2 separate regions of the Homo sapiens genome follow, and region 1 is linked to region 2. Evidence: chromatin loops called from intact Hi-C (ENCODE). Cell type or tissue: Panc1. All regions are shown on one strand.

The links. Hi-C counts contacts between places; a loop is a spot of excess contacts. Peaks named below come from ENCODE experiments on the same cell type or tissue, not always from the same donor. Only the 100,000 strongest peaks of a DNase experiment are listed, where the experiment ranks them.
Region 1: it touches region 2 in a loop (2.5-fold over the local background); 9 of 110 quality-filtered maps call a loop at or near these places.

The regions. Positions count from the first base shown.
Region 1 is chr3:192,185,288-192,193,287 of GRCh38, forward strand. All of the region lies in intron 4 of FGF12 (fibroblast growth factor 12), which reads right to left. Among named protein-coding and RNA genes, the nearest start is that of FGF12-AS1, 49 kb to the right of the region's middle. RefSeq lists an enhancer at 742-1,252 and a silencer at 3,144-3,203. In Panc1, CTCF peaks have their summits at 3,123 (motif pointing right) and 3,331; a DNase peak (open chromatin) is centred at 3,114.
Region 2 is chr3:191,413,446-191,421,445 of GRCh38, forward strand. No RefSeq gene overlaps it. Among named protein-coding and RNA genes, the nearest start is that of PYDC2-AS1, 8.1 kb to the right of the region's middle. In Panc1, CTCF peaks have their summits at 3,737 (motif pointing right) and 3,948; a DNase peak (open chromatin) is centred at 3,726; H3K27ac peaks cover 1,589 bases.

The DNA.
Region 1 (8,000 bases), 770 kb after region 2:
TCACTGAAATAAGATACTTGCACAGTAGCTGGCATCTGACACCCAGTAGCTCCTCCATAACTGTTTGTAAATGAGCTAATGAATGGAGGAGTCTAGCCTGTTCCATGTCGGGAGTAGTTTGATGAAATAGCCCTTGTAACGGCTTATGAAGCCTATTACAGATAGCTTCCAGCAGTAGACTTTCTACAAATCAACATAGCTAACAAAATTCAGAACTTAACTCAACTGTTTACATTTTCTTTTTTTTTCATGAATTTTTTTTTTAATTGAAAGGTAAAAGTTATAGCTAATAGGCCAGGCGTGGTGGCTCACGCCTGTAATGCCAGTACTGTGGGAGGCCTAGGCTGGTGGATCACGGAGTCAGGAGTTCAAGACCAGCCTGGACAACATGGTGAAACCCCATCTCTACTAAAAATACAAAAATTAGCCAGGCATGGTGGTGGGTGCCTGTAATCCCAGCTACTCGGGAGGCTGAGGCAGAGAAATGCTTGAACCCAGGAGGCGGAGGTGGCAATGAGCCAAGATCGCACCACTGCACTTCAGCCTGGGCGACAGAGCGAGGCTCCGTCTAAAAAAAAAAAAAAAGTTACAGCGAATAATTAATGGATCAGTAGCCTAAAAAATAACCATTTAATTTTTCAGAAAATATTCACTCATTGGTGAAAGAGAGAGAAAAAACATTAAAAAAATATAAACTGAAGCATACAATCTCAAGAAGCCTATAATATGAGAGAATAAACACAGGTATGATTCAACCTCCTCTTCACATTCTATGTTAGTTTACAAAAGATAGTGATTTTATGTTGAGTGTAAGAGATACTATTTTTTTTTCTTGAACTGAGAACCAATTGTGTAGAAATTCAAATATATGTTAACTTGATAAATGTCATTAACATGTATGAACCAAAGCAAACAGATGGTATTCTGGGACCTGGAGAGTATAAGGAAAATGCGAATACTTCTTTTCTGATGTTAATACTTTGAGAATTACATGTGAATCACTTAAGAGTAAATCCATTGTTTTGATACATTCTAAAATGTCAGGGTTCCTGTTCAGTTCATGACTACGTGGTGCCACCATCTTGCATAAAGCCTTAGACAAATGCTGTTTGATAAATACTTAGTGACATGTACATGATTTATTCTTATATATGTGGTTGTGCACATAGTAAGCCTACTAGAAAGAAGGCTATCTACTTCCTTTCTATAGACTCATTCTATTAAAGTTATTTTTCAGGAATATCGAATGAATAAACAATTTCTTCTTCAGATCATCAACTACAAAAACCATCAGTTCATTTTCTCTTACATTTGTGTGTGCGTGTGTGTGTGTATACTGCTACTTTATTTGAAAGGAGAATAATTTTGATTCATTTCCTGTTTTGATTTTCATGCTCTTGCAAAAAAATAAAATAAAGAACTGCGTTGGCAGTTTCAAGAACAACTGAAAAATCTATTGTTTAGTATGAGTCATGTCTCCTCTTGACCTTAAATTCTTTTATCTGCCTAAACTTCAGTTTTGAAGTTTGAGGTTCAATTGTTGATAAGCAGTTAGTATTTGATTTTGGTTCCCCCTGAAATGTACCAACACACTCAAACATAGTCTGCTCTTTTCAGATATTTTGCAGCTTGGCATTTTTAATTCTCTTCTCCTTAGTAGAAATCTGTATTAGTACAGATGAAGCTGAAAGGAAGCTTGGAATTCTTCTAATTGGAATTTCATCATTTTATAAAAGGAAGCCAACCTCACTACTGTTTCTGTTCTCTTAACTTGAAGCCAAGTAGCAGAGGGGTCACAGCATCTCATCAGTTTAGCTTGTATTCAACATGAATAGAATCTGACCATTTTCCCTAATAGAATCAGCATGCAAATTTCTAGCATTCAATTTTGAAAAGCTGTATTTAAAACTACTGTGTGGGAGAGCAGAACAATATGTGAAGGAGATATTATGCTAGAGTCGACGAGTTTTAGTTTCTGACATATATAGTCTTTTTTTGAGCAAAGGCAAAATTTATATAGTATATCTTATAATTTATCATAAACAGGTCAGTAAAACCATAAGCATATTTTTGCCTGCATTCTCAACTTCCACATATATTTTTAATGTAAAACAGCTATAAATGAGCCAGTCCAGGTAGAAAGAGAAGGTTAATGTGAAGTTGACCAAACAGCATTTGCTATTTAATTACACGATAGACACTAAAATAATTATGTAATTCATGTAGTCTTTTAGCTAACACTTAAATCCTGTCCATGTTCTAACTGGTTAATGATAAAGAGATTAATAAACAGTTTTTGCAGTCAAAGAATTTGCCATACTGTGAGGTATAAGATTAAGTGATAATGCTTCCTTCTTGAATAAGAATCAGGACCAAGGAGAGCTTCCTGAAGAGGCTGCTTTGGATTGACCCTTGAAGAATGTGTAGGAACTTGGAAGCAAATGAAGAGAGATAAACGAAAGGAGAGAGAGAAATAAATAGAACAGATGGAAAGAAAAAAGAAAAAAGAGAAAACTAAGAAAAGAAAGTGAAGGAAGGTGAAGAAAGGAAAGAAAAAGGAAGGGAAGGGAAAAGGAAGAAAGAATAGTAAGTTTTCCTCGACATGGGGGGTCAACTGTGGTTACCATATCACGGAAATAAACAGTAGCAGATCTATGTATTAGGAAATGAGAACGGAAAGACAAGTGAGGTTTAGAAAGTGGAGACATTCCTATTCTAGTCCCAGGAGTTTCAGAGACATTCCAGTGAAACAGAGAGCCAGGAAAGTTTCCTAAGGAGAGTAGTGGCCTCATGTATTTATTCATCAATGTATTATTTTATTAATCCAACATCAATTTATAATATTCTAATAATTTCATAATCATGTGATTCTAAGAATGAAATCTAGAATTCAAAGAGGTACTAGTGAGACAGCTTGAACTAAAAGACTGTCCAATGGCAGGAATTCTAAGCATAGGACCTCCATACTCTTTGCTCCACAAAACTCAGCACATTTCAAATTATGTTATTCTGTCCTCTTTACAGGTTAATGGGGATTACAGATTGAAACTACGCACGTGTTTTTGTGTTTCCATTTTCAGGTTGCTTTCCTGAGGTGGTACTTAACCTCCAATTAGAGAATGCCGCCACTAGGTGGCGGGGTGGTGACTTGGTTCCAAGAGGCTACAGTTGGTGGGACCAAGAAAGGGAGGGTTATGGGTCCCATGATTCTTATATCTATTTCATTTTTTCTTTCAAAAACTGCAGTGGACAGTTGAGAAATAAGCTTCGATAATAAGTTTTTAGAAACAACTAAGTGTGTCATGTGATACCTGGATGACAATACATTGTCTGAGAAATACAGTAAGACAAATGAAAACTCTGGGCTTTGATGCAAGACACTGAGTTTCAATTTTGCCTGTGCCATTTATTAGTTGAATGAAAAGCAGAAAGTTCCTTCATTTCTATGAGCGTTGGACTCATTTAAAACTTGAATCATCATACTTATTTCACAAGTCTGTTAGAAGACAAAGCCATGTGGTGCAATGTGCTTTGAAAAGAACGTGGGTAACCACCTAGATATGATCCACAAATATGCCTGATCCAATCCCAAGAGGTTTTTCAAGTTCACAACATTTCACATAGAAATGTAATCTCTAATTTCTTATGAAAAAGTCTGAAGTTCAGGTAACACTTCATCTTCATTCCTCTGTCTAAGAATTAGCTGGAGTTACGTGACCCAGGCTCCCCTCCCTACACATGAGTGTGCTAACACAGATTTAGGGGAAACTTGCCTGGGACTCCGGCACATCAATGTCAAAGAACTACTTGACATTTCATGCCAGCCGCAGCTTGTAGGCTTCCTCAGCCTCGGTTTCATGGTATCTCCAGTCCTGTTTAAGCCATCTAAAAGGGGCTTTTTTGATTTCCTTTGATTTATTTATTCTCCTTTCTTCCTTTACTTCCCATACTTGGAGGAATCCAATGGAGAAAGACAATATTAATTAGATAATCTTTAAGGGAGTCATACCCTCTCCTGTGACATAGGCATGCTTCTCAGTTCCAAAATAACAGAGAAATTTGACCTCTCCAAACAGAAATTAGCTGGCGACTGAATGCATTTATGTTAGATTAAAAAATGTAAAGTTGACGCACCTCTCTCCTCTCTTTGCCGTCTGTTACAAACTAAACTGTGCCTTCTCTCACCCCAAAATTTTTTTGTTGAAGCCCTATCCTCCCGGTACTTCAGAATGTGACTGTACTTGGAAATAGGACCTTTAGATGAAGTGAAATGAGCTGTTAGAGTGGGCTCTTTCCAAGCTGACTAGTGTCTTTATCAGAAGAGGAAATTTGGATATGCACAGAAACACCAGGCATGGTGTGCACAGAAAACAGCCACATGAAGAGGCAACAAGAGAGTAGCTATCTGGAAGCCACAGAGAGAGGTCTGAGGGGGAACCAACCCTGCCACTTTGACCTTGAACTTCCAAGATCACCATAACCACGAGAAAATTTATTTCTGTTGTTGAAACCATTCCGTCTCTGGTACTCTGTTATGGCAGCCTTAGCAAACTAATATACCGACCAAAGAGGATTCTGGTTTGGCTACCCAGTCCCTCCCTTTCCTCTTTCCTTTGAGCAGGATGTTTTAAGGACTTTTGTGTTTGACACTCAGGAGCAAGGGGGGATGGTGGGGGAGACTATGTGAAACATAGAAGGTCAAGGTGGAATTGTCCACTTTTTAATGGATCAGGACAAATTGAAAAAAGCATGGAAGCACTTAAGGTATGGCACATAGTTTATGAGAGCTAAGGAAAAGTTTTTTTAAAGTTATAAGAAATATAAAAAATTATTTTGAAATTATGTTGCATAGACTTTGCATTTTTATATAACTTCTCTAGGATCAAACACAGTGGTCAAAGCTTTATAGTTATTATATAACAATACATCTTCCCATAACAAGCATACAAACAAAAACACCTTTTATAAATTGCAACTAGTATGAAGTTTTATGTTTCAAAAATTCCTTATGTTTCAAAAACTATTTTAAAGGGCAAATGATTAATTCATTGAAAATATTTTAAAGCATCCACATTTTAGAAGAAAATTTAATGAATTATTTAACAGAGCTACAATATTCTTTTTATATAAACCAACTATACATTGATAATTAAAATCTGACAATCTGTAAGCCCAATACTCTTTTTTTTTTTTTTTTTTTTTTTTTGAGACTGAGTCTCGCTCTGTCGCCCAGGCTGGAGTGCAGTGGCGGGATCTCGGCTCACTGCAAACTCCGCCTCCCGGGTTCACGCCATTCTCCTGCCTCAGCCTCCCGAGTAGCTGGGACTACAGGTGCCCGCCACCGCGCCCGGCTAATTTTTTGTATTTTTAGTAGAGACGGGGTTTCACCGTTTTAGCCGGGATGGTCTCCATCTCCTGACCTCGTGATCCGCCCACCTCGGCCTCCCAAAGTGCTGGGATTACAGGCGTGAGCCACCGCGCCCGGCCCCAATACTCTTTTTGAATTATTCTTTATAAATCTCAATAGGTCAACATCTCCCCATGAAAAGAATCAGAATACAAATGATGTGATAATGCTCGTGAAATGGTCTTTCAAATTATAAAGTATCACGTATGTGCAACGGATTATTATTTATGACCCTTATCTGAAGAATGATGACTTCTTCAAAAGAATATTCATTATTTCTGTCGATTTCTTTAGGCTATCCTAAGAGTGAGCCTAAAAGAAAACAATAATAGATCTTGTATAATTAGACAAGATATTGTAAGGACACCTCTGTAATTTTTCTTGAAGGTACATCTTTCCCATCAGTACTTTTAGTATTGGTGACTACCCTGACATAATATGGAGAAGTATTTTCATAAGTAAAATAATGAAGTTCTACAAAACTATGAGGACAATAGAAAGATCAGTGGTGGCCAGGGATCCCAGGGGAAAAGTCAGGTGAATCCATGAAAAATAGAAAATTTTTAGGGCAGTGAAGCTACTCTGTGTGATACTATAATGGCTGATACATGTCATTATAGATTTGTCCACACTCGCAGAATGTAAAAAACCAAGAGTGAACCCTATTGTAAACTATTGACTTTGGTTGATAATGATATGTCAGTGCAGGGTCATACATTGTAACTAATGTGCCACTAATGCAGAAGATGCTGATAATGTGGAGGCTATGCATGTGTGTTTCAGGGAGTATATGGGATATCTTTGTAACTTTTTCTCCATTTTTCTGTGAGCCTAAAACTGCTCTAAAAATAGTCTTTAAGGCCAGGCACAGTGGCTCACGCCTATAATCCCAGCACTTTGGGAGGCTGAGGTGGGAGGATCATGAGGTCAAGAGATGGAGACCATCCTGGCCAACATGGTGAAACCCCGTCTCTACTAAAAATAACAAAAAATTAGCCGGGCATGGTGGCAGGCGCCTGTAGTCCCAGCTACTCAGGAGGCTGAGGCAGGAGAATGGCACGAACCCGGGAGGTGGAGCTTGCAGTGAGCAGAGATCACGCCACTGTACTCCAGCCTGGGAGACAGAGCGAGACTCCGTCTCAAAAAAAAAAAAAAGCCTTTAAAAAACTAATAACAAAGCCCTAAACAAATAGCAGGGATAAAGAAAGATACACAGAGTAGGGGAAAGGTTCCCCAGAAAATAAGAGAATTACACTGAATAATTTTTAAGTTCATTTTATGTGTTTGTCACATAGGCATGGGATAACATCGTGTGCCTTTCAACACACTAAGCATACAACAGTGGTAAAATCTGGTGCTCTGGCATAAACCTTCAGGACAAACTCTAGAGAAATCATTCTTCAATCTCATTGGATCCAAAAACTTTAACATGCTAAATGAAGATCTGTCATAATTAGAGCTGGAAGTCTTGCTCTCCTAACTTTCACTTAATGGAGAAATAATAAAATTATTACTAGCTTCATACTTTTCTTACAAGTTGATCAAAATGGAACTATTTAGCTGTTGATTATGGACTTTTTGGTAGAAAGGGAAATTATCTTTCTCTCATTGTCTCTTAGGCTTACAAAAATTTATAAGTATTTTATTTTATTCAAATTATATATACACATTTACACATATACTTTTCATAGAAGAAAATTTGTAAGATTTTTTGTTCAAATCATATATGTACATATAATTATATATGATAAATATATAATTATATTACATATAATAAATATATAATATAAATATATAATTACATGTTATATATAAATTATATATATACACACACAGTGGGGCAGGAAACAAGACAGATCTTCGCACTTGAAACAGGTTTTTAATATAACTAGTAATAACTTTTTTCTTCTCTCCACACTTTTATTATGCATTCTTTCCCTGTGGAATTATAGAATCACAGTATTTTCAAACTTAAAAGGGAGAACATTTGATTTTTACAAAGAAATAGGTCCTGAGTGAGACAATGAAAAATAAAAGAAGTGTCTTTAATTCTATATTGTTGCATTAAGTCTGCCTTCAACAGGTATTTATGAATACCTGCAGTTATTTTTTATTCATATAATACATCAGCGCATACATAGCATATCATTGTGTAAATACAGCATTGAGATGTTTGTTATTTTAAGTAGGAAGCATTTTGCATCATGAACTGTCAATAAAAATGAAATTAATGACAATATATAATCATGTAAGCAGCAGTGTCAAGAATACTTTTAGCACCTATACTGAGTGAAATATTGTTGCTGTAATTGTCTTTTTGGGAGGTAGGAAGAACATAGAGCAGGACAAGATTCGATCCAGGTAGAACAGAAGTTGGGTATCAGTGGTCTGGGTTCTCAAGCTCACTTCTTTCAGAGACCAAAAAAAGTTTCATAAATGCCATGTGTATTCTTAAATATTCTAAATATTTTAACTCTGCCCATGATATGGTTTGACTTACTTCCTGGTCTCGCTTGCCTTGCTCTAGATCTGTTCTGGATTGTCAATGTTCCTATTAAAATATGACTCCAATAAAGGAATACATACTTTAGAT
Region 2 (8,000 bases):
AAAAGGTAATCTTTAATGAAGAATATTACGGCCAGGAGCAGTGGCTTATGCCTGTAATCACAGCACTTTGGGAGGCAGAGGCCAACAGATCACTTGAGGTCAGGAGTTCGAGACCAGCCTGGCCAACATGGTGAAACCTCGTCTCTACTAAAAATATAAAAAATTGCCAAGCGCGGTGGCTCACGCCTGTAATCCCAGCACCTTGGGAGGCCGAGGTGGGTGGATCACGAGGGAGATCGAGACCATCCTGGCTAACTCGGTGAAACCCCGTCTCTACTAAAAATACAAAAAATTACCGGGGTGTAGTGGCAGGCACCTGTAGTCCCAGGTACTCAGGAGGCTGAGGCAAGAGAATGTCGTGAACCCAGGAGGCGGAGCTTACAGTGAGCCGAGATCGCACCACTGCACTTCAGCCTGGGCAACAGAGCGAGACTCTGTCTCAAACAAACAAAAAAAAATTTTGCTGGGAGTGGTGGTGCATGCTTGTAATCCCAGCTACTTGGGAGGCTGAGGCAGAAGAATCACTTGAACCCGGGAGGCAGAGGTTGCAGTGAGCTGACATCGCACCATTGCACTCCAGCCGGGGTGACAAGAGTCAAGCTCCATCTCAAAAATAATAATAACAATAAATAAAAATAAAAGAATATTACTGGAGAAAAATAGAAACATTTTGTAAAAGTAACTTCTCCTCACCTGGAATATTTTGAAAAACTGGACAAATGAACTTTTGTAACAGTCAAAGCTTATCTAGATTGGGCTGCTCAGGAAGTTGCAAGTTATCTCCCATATTGTGCTCCAACCATTCCAAACTCACTTTCTCCAAACACACAGGCTGTTTTATAGTTCTGTGAGTAGATACAAACAAAATCTTTTTAGTGTGAGAATTTCCCCAAGGTAGCATGGGGCTACACTGGAGATTTTGATTTCTCACCGAATACAACCTCTTGTCCCTGTTGCCTACTGTAGTGCCTGACACATAGAGCTCAAAAATCATGGATAACTCTGTGGATGGAAAGAAAAGAGGACTCCTCAGGCCTTCTCCAACTCTGACGTTCTTGGAATTCCAATTTACTGAGCAGAGCCTTACTCAAGATCTGATGAATCAATTAATGAGTATTAGGAGGGGTCAAGGGCAAAATCAGGATCAGAGGAGATCATCTAAAAATAGCTAGTGTTTTTAACCTATCAGTTATTAATAGTTTATGTTTGCAGACATGTTTGGGTTCAGAGATTTGCAAAGAAGGTCCCTTATTTTTCTTTGTAGTTTTTGCTAAGGAAGGGGATGGAGAAAAGGGACAGCCTCACCAGGACTGTGAGTGTCAAATGGCATGTCTGTCTATGAGTGTCAAATGGCATGTCTATATGTACCCTCTCCTCTCCTCCCCCATCACTGGGGATCATTCATTTTGAATTCCCAGAATCTTTTCCACTCAGCATTCAATGGTCCATCTCTAATTCCTACCTACTGTCATCCTATTACCCTCTAGGTGGCCCTCTTTGAGAAGCTAAACCACACACATAGCTGTAAAGAACACAAAAAGCCCACACCTGTCCTGGAGGAAGAAGCATTCTGCATGCTGACAAAGTTTGAAAATGCAGTTACTCCCTGTATTAGGCCATTCTCACATTGTTATAAAGAGATACCTCAGACCGGGTAATTTATAAAGAACAGAGAGGTTTAGTCTGGTGGCAGTGGCTCACACCTGTAATTCCAGCACTTTGGGAGGCCGAGGCAGACAGATCACCTGAGGTCAGGAGTTTGAGACCAGCCTAGCCAGCCTAGCCCATTTCTACTAAAAATACAAAAAATTAGCCAGGCATGGTGGCGCCTGCCTATAGTCCCAACTACTTGGGAGGTTGAGGCAGGAGAATCGCTTGAACCTGGGACAGGGAGGTTGCAGTGAGCTGAGATGGCACCACTGCACTCCAGCCTGGGTGACAGAGTGAGACTCCGTCTCAAAACAAAAACAAAAAAACAGAGGATTAATTGGCTCATGGTTCTATGGGCTGTGCAGGAAACATGGTGACAGCTGCTTCTGGGGAGGCCTCAGGAAGTTTATAATCATGTAGGAAGGCAAAGAGGAAGAAGCCACATCACGTGGTGAAAGCAAGAGCAAGAGAGCGAGAGGGGAAGTGTCACACACTTTTCAACGACCAGATCTGGGGAGAATCACTCACTATTGCCAGGACAGTACCAACAGTACGGTACTAAACCATTCATGACAAATCCACCCCCAAGATCTAGTCACCTCCCACCGGGCCCCCCCTCCAACACTGAGGAATACAATTCAATATGAGATTTGAGTGGGAATGCAGATCCAAACCATATTACTCCCCTAGTCGCAGCCCCCGTATTTTGCTCCCACAGGCCATGTGACTGGCCTCTTGGCAGGCTCTCACAGTGGTCCGGTTGATGCCCCTCAATAAGCCTGAATTAAGGCGTAGGCACTTCCTACCCTCTCCCCACTCTGAGGACAGATGGTGGTTTTCGGCACTGAACACATCAGTGATTCTCCAAAATTGATCCAAAAATTGATGAAATCGGCTGGGCACGGGTGGCTCACGCCTCTAATCCTAGCACTTTGGGAGGCCGAGGCGGGTGGCTCACCTGAGGTCAGGAGTTTGAGATCAGCCTGGCCAACATGGTGAAACCCTGTCTCTACTAAAAATACACCAAATTAGCCAGGCGTGGTGGCAGGCACCTGTAGTCCCAGCTACTCGGGAGGCTGAGGCAGAAGAATCGCTTGAACCAGGAGGCCGAGATTGCAGTGAGCCAAGATAGCGCCACTGCACTCCAGCCCAGGTGACAGTGCAAGACTCCGTCTCAAAACACAAAAAAAATTGATAAAATCTTTCTCAGATTTTTATTTTCCAGTGATTTTATACCGTCAATCTACATGAGAATTTCAGGTGTCATCTAATCATTTTTTATCACCTACTTTGAAATTTCTGCCTGATACTATCACTTTAGAATGTACTATCTGTAGCATATTGTAAAGTACAAATACAGTGCAAGACATATATGTGATTTACAATTCTCTAGTAACCATATTTTAAAAGGTAGAAAATTATGAGTTGCGAAAATTTTATTTAATACATCTAAAATATTATCTTAGCATGTAATCAATACATTATTATATATTTTACTTTTGTTTTTGCCACTAAAACGCTTCAAATGTGGTGTATATTTATCGGCCTTTCAATTTGAACTAGGAACTTTTCAAGTGCTCATGAGTCACAGGCGACTAGTGACTACCATATTGGACAGTCCACTTGTTATCTATGTCAGCTCAAATGAACAACATTTAAACATGTTAACTAGTGTTATACAGTTATGGAAGTGAAAGTTTTTTTTTTTTTTTTTTTGAGACGGAGTTTCGCTCTTGTCGCCCAGGCTTGAATGCAATGACGAGATCTCGGCTCACTGCAGGTTCCAGCGATTCTCCTGCCTCAGCCTACTGAGTAACTGGGATTACAGGCATGCGCCACCACACCTGGCTAATGTGTGTGTGTGTGTGTGTGTGTGTGTGTGTGCGCGTGTGTAGTTTTAGTAGAGATGGGGTTTCAGCATGTTGGCCAGCCTGGTCACAAACTCCTGACCTCAGATAATCCGCCCGCCTCGGCCTCCCAAAGTGATGGCATTTTATAAACTTCCCAGTAATTGGTAAGTGTGAAGTGGTGTCTCACCTTCACCAGACTGAACTGTTTCTTTACATGTTGTACTCTCATTGTGCCAGCAGAGGGCACCTGGAGATGGCAAGACAGTATTAACCTTGAAGCACTCCCAGACTGAGACTATCTACTGGATTGGCTGAATGTGAAAACCAAGGCACCAATTCAGTTAGAAAAAAAAAAAATCCTACCTTTACAAAAGCAGTACTTTATCAATGAGTAAACATATCTCATTGTGTTTCAAAGATACTACTAGTAGATGCTAATTGTAGAAAATCTGAGAATATTGACAAGTAGACTTTAAGAGAAGAGTTTGAAGAAAATAGAAAAGAAAGTGCATTATTGCAAAAAGTAGCCAGTCGTGGTGGTGCGTGTCTGCAGTCCCAGGTACTCGGCTGGCTGAGGCGGGAGGATCACTTGAGCCTGGGAGGTCAACGCTGCAGTGAACCGTGGTCATGTCACTGCACTCCAGCCTGGGTTACAGAGCCAGACTCTGCCTCAAAAAAAAAAAAAAAAAAGAAAGAAAAATAATAGAAAGTGCATTATTGACAATAAAATTCCTGATAGAGGAGCCAGAGACATATATTCATATATGTTTTATATATAAAACACAGACCTAAATGTGTATATATAAGAAATTGCCCTTACATATATGAGAAACTTGCCTAATATACACCTATATGTGCATATATAAGAAACTGGCCTTTTATAGACATATCTCATTGTGTTTCAAAGATACTGTGTTTTTTTTTTATAAATTGAAGGTTTGTGGAAACCCTGCATTGAGCAAATCTCACCACCATTTTCCTAACAGTATTTCAAACTTCATTATTGTTATATCTGTTATGGTGATTTGCAATCAGTGATCCTTATGTTACTATTGTAATTGTTTTGGGGCATCATAAACTATGCCCAAATAAGATGGTTAATTTAGTAGATAAATACTGTTTGTGTTCTGACGGCTCTACCAATAGCCATTCCCCTATTTCTCTCCCTCACCTCGGGCCTCAGTATTCCCTGAGATACAACAATATTGAAATGAGGCTATTTAATAACCCTACAGTGGCCTCCAAGTGTCCAAGTGAAAGGTAGAGTTGTGCACCTCACACTTTCAATCTAATGCTAGAAATGATTGAAGTTCAGTGAGGAACATATGTCAAAAGTTGAGACAGGCTGAAAGCTAGGCTTCTTGCACCAACCAGCCAAGTTGTGAATGTAAAGGTTTTGAAGGAAATTAAAAGTGCTACTCCAGTGAATACACGAGTGATAAAGTGAAAGAGCCTTATTGCTTATATGGAGAAAGTTTCAGTTCTCTGGATAGAAGATGAAACCAGCCACAAGTCTCCTTTAGCCAAGCCTACTCTAGAAGAAGGCCCTAATGCTCTTCAATTCTTTGAACTATGAGAGAGGTGAGAAAGCTGCAGAAGGAAAGTTTGAAGCTAGCAGAGGTTGGTTCATGAAGTTTGAGGAAAGAAGCCACCTCCATAAAAGCACAAGATGAAGCAGCAAGTGCTGATGTAGAAGCTGTAGCAAATTGTCCAGAAGATCTAGCAAAGATGATCGATGAAGGTGGCTATACCAAACAACAGGTTTTCAATGTGGATGAATCAGCCTTGTATTGGAAGAAGATGTCATCTAGGGCTGTCAAAGCTAGAGTGAAGTTAATGCCTGGCTTAAAGCTTCAAAGGACAGGCTGACTCTCTTTTTAGAAGCTAATGCAGCTGGTGATTTTCAGTTGAAGTCAGTGCTCACCCTTCCAAAAGTCTGAGAATCCTTAAGACTTCTGCTTAATTTACTCTATCTGTGCTCTATGAATGGAAAAATGTAACGTGGATGACAGCACATCTACTTACAGCATGGTTTGCTGAATATTTTAAGCCCACTGTTGAGACCAACTGCTCAGAAAAAAAAATTCCTTTTAAAATATTATTGCTCATTGATGATGCACCTAGTCACCCTAGAGCTTTGATAGAGATATACAAGGATATTAATGTTGTTTTCATGCCTGCTAACATAACATCCATTCTACAGCCCGTAGACCAAGGAATAATTTGAACTTTCAAGTCTGATTATTTAAAAATTTCACATTGTGAGGCCATAGCTGCCATAGATTGTCATTCCTCTGTTGGATCTGGGCAAAGTAAATTGAAAAACTTCTGGAAGGGATTCAACATTTGCGATGCCATTAAAAGCATTCATGATTCATGGGAAGAGGTTAAAATATCAACATTAACAGGAATTCAGAAGAAGTTGATTCTAATCCTCATGAATGACTTGGAGAGGTTCAAGACTCCTGTGGAGAAAATAAATGCAAATGTGATTGAAATAGCAAGATAACAATAATTGGGATGGTGCCTGAATACGTGACTTAATTGTTGCAATCTGATGATCAAACTTGAGTGGATAAGAAGTTGCTTCTTCTGGATGAGCAAAGAAAGTGGTTTCTTAAGATGGAATCTACTCCTGGTGAAGATGCTGTGAACATTGTTAAAATGAAAACAAAATATTTAAAACATTATATAAACTTAGCAGGTAAAGCAACAGCATGGTTTGAGAGCACTGACTCCAATTTTTAAAGTTATATTGTGGATGAAACTCTATCAAATAACATCCCATGCTACAGAGAAATCTTTCATGAAAATAAGTCAGTTGATGCAGCAAATTTCATTGTTGTCTAATTTTAAGAAATTGCCACAGCCACCCCAACCTTTTAGCAACCACCACCCTGATCTGTCAGCAGCCATCAACATCAAGGCAAGACCATCCATCTGCAAAAAGTTTGCAATGGTCTGAAGGATCTTTAGCAGTTTTTAGCAATAAAATATTTTTAAATTAAGGTATAATGCTATTGCACACTTAAACTATGTTAGAGTGTAAACACAACTTTTATGTGCACTGGGAAACCGGAATATTTGTGATATTTGTTTTATTGCAGTGGTCTGGAACTCAATCTGCAATCTCTCAGTGGTATGCCTGTGCATCATATTAGAGTATACATAGGTCATATATAATATGAAGATGAGGGAAAAGAGAATGCAGATGCACATAGGATGTGCTAGTAGAAAGTGAATGGAATTTCTATTTTTGATTTCTTTTTTTCCTTCTGTGTAGTAGAAGGGAATTTCCTGTGTTGAGAACGAGGAGGCAAGGAAGTTTGAGGAACGTGAAATATGACGACAAGTTATGTTCTACAATAGAACAGTGAGATTTAGAAGCTTGTGGAGAATGGTGACAGTTTAGAAGAAGAGCTGAGCTAAATGATAGAGGGGACTGACTAGGAATTGCTGAGCACTGTAGATTGAGAAAACAGCTGTGATTGGACTGTGCTCATTTATTGTGGCATCAATCTTCATGGTTGCTTGGTTTCAGCAGCCACATCGGCAACCCATATGTAGAAGCAGAAGAGGTGAATGGTTGAGAGTGATGCATTGTTGGGGTTCAGATGGGCATGTGTAACAGGGAGGCCTAGAGCCAGAGGAGAGAAAGAGGTTAAGGTAAAGCACTATGAGATCTTTGGGTGAGGCCAGGGGGGCAAGAAGTAACATTCTTGGAGAGTAGGGAAAAGTTTTCCATCAGATCACCACAAGATCAGAGTTCACGGGTCATGAAATAAGGGGATTAGTGTAAAGGATGAATTGTTATAGTCAGAAAGAAAATATTTTAGATATGGTATAGGTCTTGAGCCCATATAGTAAATAACTGAAGTGGAGTGCAAAGAGAGGCAACTATGGTTGAGAACACAAAGACCCATAATCCTACGCTGTTGGAAGTATCATTTTTATGGGCAGTGAGTCCCAGGACATGAAAAGAGGAATTATCATGGAAGCTTGTATTAATATCAAAGAAAACAGATCGGGGAAGGGCAACAATTTCATGATGCTGATCTCCAAGTTAATCCTTGGGTAATCAGGAATTTGTGTAAATTTATAGGCATAGGATTTGGCAATGCTGCTAGGACAAAATGAGAATCCTTTCAAGATAATAAATTTTAAATGTTTTCAGTCCATGCACCATGTGGTTTAAGAGCTTTAGACAGATTTGGATTTAGAATTACGTCCTTGACTTGCCAGCTGTGTGGTTTGGGAAAATTATGTATGGGCTCTGAAACTTAGCTTCTCTATCTTTAAAATGGGAATAATAATATACCATACTTCAACATTTTACAGTGCCCTTTTCAAGGAAAATAGTCAATAAATGATAGCTGCATAATCAAAGGTAAGGAAAAAACCCAGATAGGTTTATTGATAAAAGCCAGAGCATATTCAAACTGCAAAGATGCTCTGAGTTTATTATATATAATAGCCTCACTTGTGGACAAAGCAAGACTG